Linked DNA regions of Homo sapiens: region 2 is linked to region 1. Evidence: read pairs that join two places in POLR2A ChIA-PET (ENCODE). Cell type or tissue: Panc1. All regions are shown on one strand. Each heading gives the region's core, and the rest is flanking DNA. Links, peaks and the distances in the headings are about the cores only.

Region 1 (2,916 bases), core at 167-2,666:
TTAATTTCTTATTTGACAAAGGAGGTATGTTCTGGGATTACTTCCTCAAAGAATTATGACTCTTTCCTCTTCCCCACCCTGAGCTAAAGTTCCCCTCCATCATATTTCAGTACTACCTTGTGTATATCTCCATCTTTGCACCTCCATGTTGCATAATAATCTGTTCATGTGAGTGTTTCTACCACTAGACCGAGCATCATTAGGTCGGTGATCATGCCATAATTGATTTGGTTTCTCCAATTCCTGACACATGGTGAATCAATAAATGAATGAATGCATGAACAATTCATTAACACCAATATTTTATTTTCAGCTCTACATGCTTATAGTAGCCAGGAGTTTCAAACTCCCCAATGCAAATGATGAATGGTTTCTGATTCCCAAGCTATAGAATTACCAAACAGCTTTCAGTCTCACTGTTTTAGCCATGTCTTCCTCCAAAGAATCGATGATTAATAGTCATAATAGCCAACTTTTATAGCCCACTTCCTATACACTGGGCACTGTTCCGAGTACTTATGTTTTAAATAATATTTTCATTACAGTCCTTTGACGTAAGGCCTAGTCTGATCATTCTCATGTTAGAGAAGAGAAACTGAAACACAGAGATGTGGGTCAGTGTCCAAGGTCTCTCATAAGGGGCAGACCTGGGATTCATACCCAGGAAAGCTGCTTCCAGAACATCTTCACTTGACCATGCTCAACAACCTCCCTAAGATAACTAGAGCCTTGCTAACCTAGTAGGTGTGGACTTTGCAGAAAGCTGCGTCTCTGGGCCATTGCAGTTCCAAGCACTTGATTCATAAGTGATCACTTTATTCATGCCAAAAAACACTATGAAATAAAGGCAACCTTAGGAAGATAAATAATCAGTATCAGAATAATGTAAGATAAAATACCATAGCAGAAGACTGTAAGATTGTCTTCAGATGTTTTGGGGGTTTTCTGTTTGTTTGTTTTTTGTTGTTGTTATTTTTTGTTTTGAGACAGAGTCTCTCCCTGAAGCCCAAGCTAGAGTGCAGTGGCACAATCTTGGCTCACTGCAACCTCCAATTCCTGGGTTCAAGTGATTCTCGTGCCTCAGCCTTCCAAGTAGCTGGGACTACAGGAACCTACCACCACACCTGGCTAATTTTTGTATTTTTAGTAGAGATGGAGTTTCGCCATGTTGGCCAGGCTGGTCTTGAACACCTGACCTCAGATGATCCACCTGCCTCGGCCTCTGAAGGTGCTGGGATTACAGGTGTGAGCCACAGCTTTCAGATGTTTAGTCAATCAAATTACTTCCCACTTCAGTACAGACATTTTGCCCAGCTAGTTAAAGAGTATTTTCTCGGGATGAGATCAGATGTGGCATTGACCCCATACATAAGACACCCATCATCTGACTGGGAACAAAAAATGAATTCCCAATTTAGCTCTTTCCTTGTGCCTCCTGCCCCATCTGGATACTGCTTCTTTCTTGGAATAATATCACAGTTAATCAAGGTTACAAAAACACGGAACATTCCTCCCTCATTTGAGGAATTTGGGATTGGTCAAAATCATTGTTGAACAAAATATCTAAGACAGAATGGGATAGAATTTACTTGATCTTTCCTTTTTTTCTTTTTCCAAGGAAGAAAGAGTCTCACTGACTCCAGGATTCTTGGCTTAGCCATTACTCAAGCCACAAATACTTCAGTTATCCAGTGAGTCAGCAGCCTTCAACCACACTTTTAAATAAAGGCCTTCTATCATGATATTTTTCATATGTGTTTTACTCCCTGTTGTATACCCTATAAATGCTAAGCTGTTACGATTTTTTTTTCCTCTCATTTCTTTCTGCGGAGATAGACCTGACATTTCTTTCAAGAAGACTGTTACTTATTTTCTACTAAGACTCAAACGACAAACTTTCTAGTGAATTCAATTGGGAGCTTCTTCTGGCCAATTCTAGCATTATTCTTTTTTTTCTCTTTTTTTTTTTTTTTTTTTTTTTGTTAATTTTTCTTTTTTTTCTTTGCAGACGGAGTCTCACTCTGTCGCCCAGGCTGGAATGCACTGGCACGATCTTGGCTCACTGCAACCTCCACCTCCTGGGTTCAAGCGATTCTCCTGCCTCAGCCTCCCAAGCAGCTGGGATTACAGGCATGCACCACCAGACCCAGCTAATTTTTTTTTTTTTTTCTGAGACGGAGTCCTGCTCTGTCACCCAGCTCCAGGGTTCAAGCAATTCTCTTGCCTCAGCCTCCCAAGTAGCTGAGATTACAGGCTCCCGCCACCATGCCCAGCTACTTTTTCTGTATTTGTAGTAGAGATGGGGTTTTGCCATGTTGGCCAGCCTGGTCTCAAACTCCTGACCTCAGGTGATCCGCCCACCTCAGTCTCCCGAAGTGCTGGGATTACAGGCGTGAGCCATCGTGCCCGGCCTTTTTTTTTTTTTTTCCCTACCTTATTGTGGTACAACATGCATATATAAAATATACAGTTTTAGCCATTTTTAATTATACAACTCAGCAGCATTAAGTACATTCACACTGCTATGCAACCATCACCACCATTTATCTCCAGAACTTGCTTCATCTTCCCAAATTTAAACTGTGTATCTCTTAAATTCAAATTCCTATCCCCCAACCTAGGCCTAGCAACCACCATTATACCTTCTGTCTCTCCTAATTTGTTCTTTGCTATTTCGATGGTTTTAATAAATGTAATTGGCCGGGTGCGGTGGCTCATGCCTGTAATCCCAGCACTTTGGGAGGCCGAGGCCGGTGGATCACGAGGTCAGGAGATCGAGACCACGGTGAAACCGTGTCTCTACTAAAAATACAAAACATTAGCCGGGCGTAGTGGCGGGCGCCTGTAGTCCCAGCTACTCGGGAGGCTGAGGCAGGAGAATGGCGTGAACCCGAGAGGTGGAGCTTGCAGTGAGCC
Region 2 (2,916 bases), core at 246-2,745, 82 kb after region 1:
TGGAGTGCAGTGGCGCAATGTCGGTTCACTGCAGTCTCTGCCTCCCGGGTTCAAGTGATTCTCCTGCCTCAGACTCCCAAGCAGCTGGGTTTACAGGCATGTGCCACCAAGCCCAGCTAATTTTTTTTCTTTTTTGAGACTGAATGTCGCTCTGTTGCCAGGCTGGAGTGCAGTGGCACAATGTCAGCTTACCGCAGTCTCCGCCTCCTGGGTTCAAGTGATTCTCCTGCCTCAGCCTCCCGAGTAGCTGGGACTACAGGCATGTGTCACCATGTCCAGATAATTTTTGTATTTTTAGTAGAGACGGGGTTTCACCATGTTGGCCAGGATGGTCTTGATCTCTTGACCTCGTGATCCACCCACCTTAGCCACCCAAAGTGCTGGGATTACAGGTGTGAGCCACCACACCCGGCCTAATTTTTGTGTTTTTAGTAGAGATAGGGTTTCTCCATGTTGGCCAGGCTGGTCTCAAACTCCTGACCTCAGGTGATCCACCTGCCTTGGCCTCCCAAAGTGCTGAGATTACAGGCGTGAACCACTGCGCCCGGCCTGTGTGTTTATTTATTCCATTATTTAACTTGTGAAGGTTTATTGGACACTTACCATGGGCTAGGACTGTGCTGAGCTTTTTACATGTATTAATTCATTTAATCTGCTTGGTAGTCCTAAGTGATTGTATTGTTTACATCTTTATTTTATGTATGAGAACACAGAGTCTTAGAGAAGGGAGGTAGTCTGCTCAAGTTCACACAGCTGGGAAATGATAGAGCCAGGATAGGAGGCCAGAGAGCTCTAGCTCCATGAACTCATTTGGAGGGGAAGGCAGTTGTTCTGGTAGATTTTTGTTTATTTGTTTGTTTTGTTTTTGAGATGGAGTCTTGTTCCGTTGCCCAGGCTGGAGTGCAGTGGCATGATCTCTGCTCACTGCAACCTCCGTCTCCTGGGTTCAAGAGATTCTCATGCCTCAGCCTCCTGAATAGCTCGAATTACAGGCGCCTGCCACCACGACCAGCTAATTTTTGTGTTTTTAGTAGAGACAGGGTTTCACCATGTTGGCCAGTCTGGTCTTGAACTCCTGACCTCAAGTGATCCCGCCTGCCTTGGCCTCTCAAAGTGCTGGGATTACAGGTGTGAGCTATCACTCCTGGCCGTTCTGGTAGGCTTTTGAAGTCGGAAGAATAGAGACTGTGTGGAAATCTTCAGGAATGCATATTTGCTTCTCCATACAGAGCAGAACAGTCAGGTAATACAAGTCCAAAAGGAATTAGCTGATTTCTGCCAGTGACTGGAACAAGGAATAGAAATTTTCCTATAGCCAAGCAAAAGCAGAAACATAGACCTTCTGCTTCTTTTTGTGATGACAGCAACTGCACACTCATCCCGAGTGATTGGCGTAAGTAAGTGATCCCTGTTCCGAGTGAGGGCTCGAAAAATACTTTCAGTGGGCCAGGCGCGGTGGCTCACGCATGTAATCCCAGTACTTTGGGAGGCTGAGGCAGGCGGATCACCTGAGGTCGGGAGTTTGAGACCAGCCTGACCAACATGGAGAAACCCTGTCTCTACTTAAAATACAAAAATTAGCCAGGCGTGATGGTGCATGCCTGTGATCCCATATTCGGGAGGCTGAGGCAGGAGAATCGCTTGAACCCAGGAGGCGGAGTTTGCAGTGAGCTGAGATTGTGCCATTACATTCCAGTCTGGGCAACAAGAGCGAAACTCTGTCTCAAAAAAAAAAAAAAAAAAAGAAAAGAAAAATAGTTTCAGTGAAATTTTGTGTTTCCAGGGAGCATCCGTGTGGAATGCCAAGGCCACACTGAATTTCATCAGTTATTTTTTTGGAGTTTCGTCTATTTCTGGTAAACTCTAGCTTCCATGAAGCAATATTGAGGGAAAGTGTATTTGCTTTGGAATCCATATGCAGTTTGTAAATCTTGCTTGTAATCTGCTGAGCTGCTGAGCTGATGCTTCTATCTGCCTTGTAGATGGAAGTGACACGCAGCTGTCTAGTCACAGCTTTGGGCTTTTGGACTCTTCACATCTTCCTTACCCATTAAACTTGAAACTGTTTCTTTCAAGTTTAATGATAACAATTTTAAGAAACTATTTTGGAAATTGACTCTCCTAGTAGTGTGAGACTTTAAAAGGTAATGGATGGTTTACATTTAAACCAGCTTTTGAAGGCTGTGATTTAGTTAAGGTGGTGCTACTTGGCAGCTGCTAATATTTTTTATTCCTATGGAATACGTATTCTGTAGTTTAAAAAGAAAGTGGCTAGCATGGTTAGATCAGCAGAAATATTCTTTGTTGTAAAGTATGTAGCCTGGAAGTTATCAAGGGATGGATACATAGGTTAGAATTACTTTTTTTTTGGACCCAGGGTCTTGCTTTTTTGCCTAGGCCGGAGTGCAGTGATGCAATCACAGCTCACTATACCCCGGACCTCCTGGGCTCAAGAGATTCTCCCCCGTTCGGCCTTTTGAGTAGCTGGGACTACAGATGTGTGCCACCATGCCCATCTGATTTTTTCTTTTTTTTTTCCTTTTTTTTTTTGTAGAGATGGGTCTCCCTGTGTTGCCCTGGCTGGTCTTGAGCTTCTGGGTTCCAGTGATCCTCTCCTCCCCTCTCAGCCTCCCAAAGTGCTGGGAATACAGGCATGACCCACCATGTCCTGCTAGAGTTACTGGTTTGCATAGAATGGTAGTTCTCAACTGGAGGCACTTTTGCCTCACCGGGGATATTTAGAAGTATCAGGAGACATTTCTGGTTGTTAACACTGATGGGAGGTGACTACTGGTGTCTAGTGGGTAGAAGCTGAGGATGCTGCTAAACATCCTCAATTGCAGAGGGCAGCCCCCACAATGAAGATTGATCCAGTCTAATAGGTCAATAGTGTTAAGGGTAAGAAAACCTGATATA

Evidence for each region. ChIA-PET counts read pairs that join two places held together with the same protein. Peaks named below come from ENCODE experiments on the same cell type or tissue, not always from the same donor. Only the 100,000 strongest peaks of a DNase experiment are listed, where the experiment ranks them.
Region 2: POLR2A ChIA-PET joins it to region 1 with 9 read pairs; 9 of 35 experiments call an interaction of 5 or more read pairs at or near these places.

Annotation. Positions count from the first base shown.
Region 1 is chr5:16,999,232-17,002,147 of GRCh38, reverse strand. No RefSeq gene overlaps it. Among named protein-coding and RNA genes, the nearest start is that of MYO10, 64 kb to the right of the region's middle. In Panc1, for the core only: no CTCF peak of the experiment used is centred there; a DNase peak (open chromatin) is centred at 1,677; H3K27ac peaks cover 718 bases.
Region 2 is chr5:16,917,329-16,920,244 of GRCh38, reverse strand. The region is part of intron 1 of MYO10 (myosin X); the gene reads left to right. Among named protein-coding and RNA genes, the nearest start is that of MYO10, 18 kb to the left of the region's middle. In Panc1, for the core only: no CTCF peak of the experiment used is centred there; no DNase peak of the experiment used is centred there; H3K4me3 peaks cover 289 bases; H3K27ac peaks cover 2,217 bases.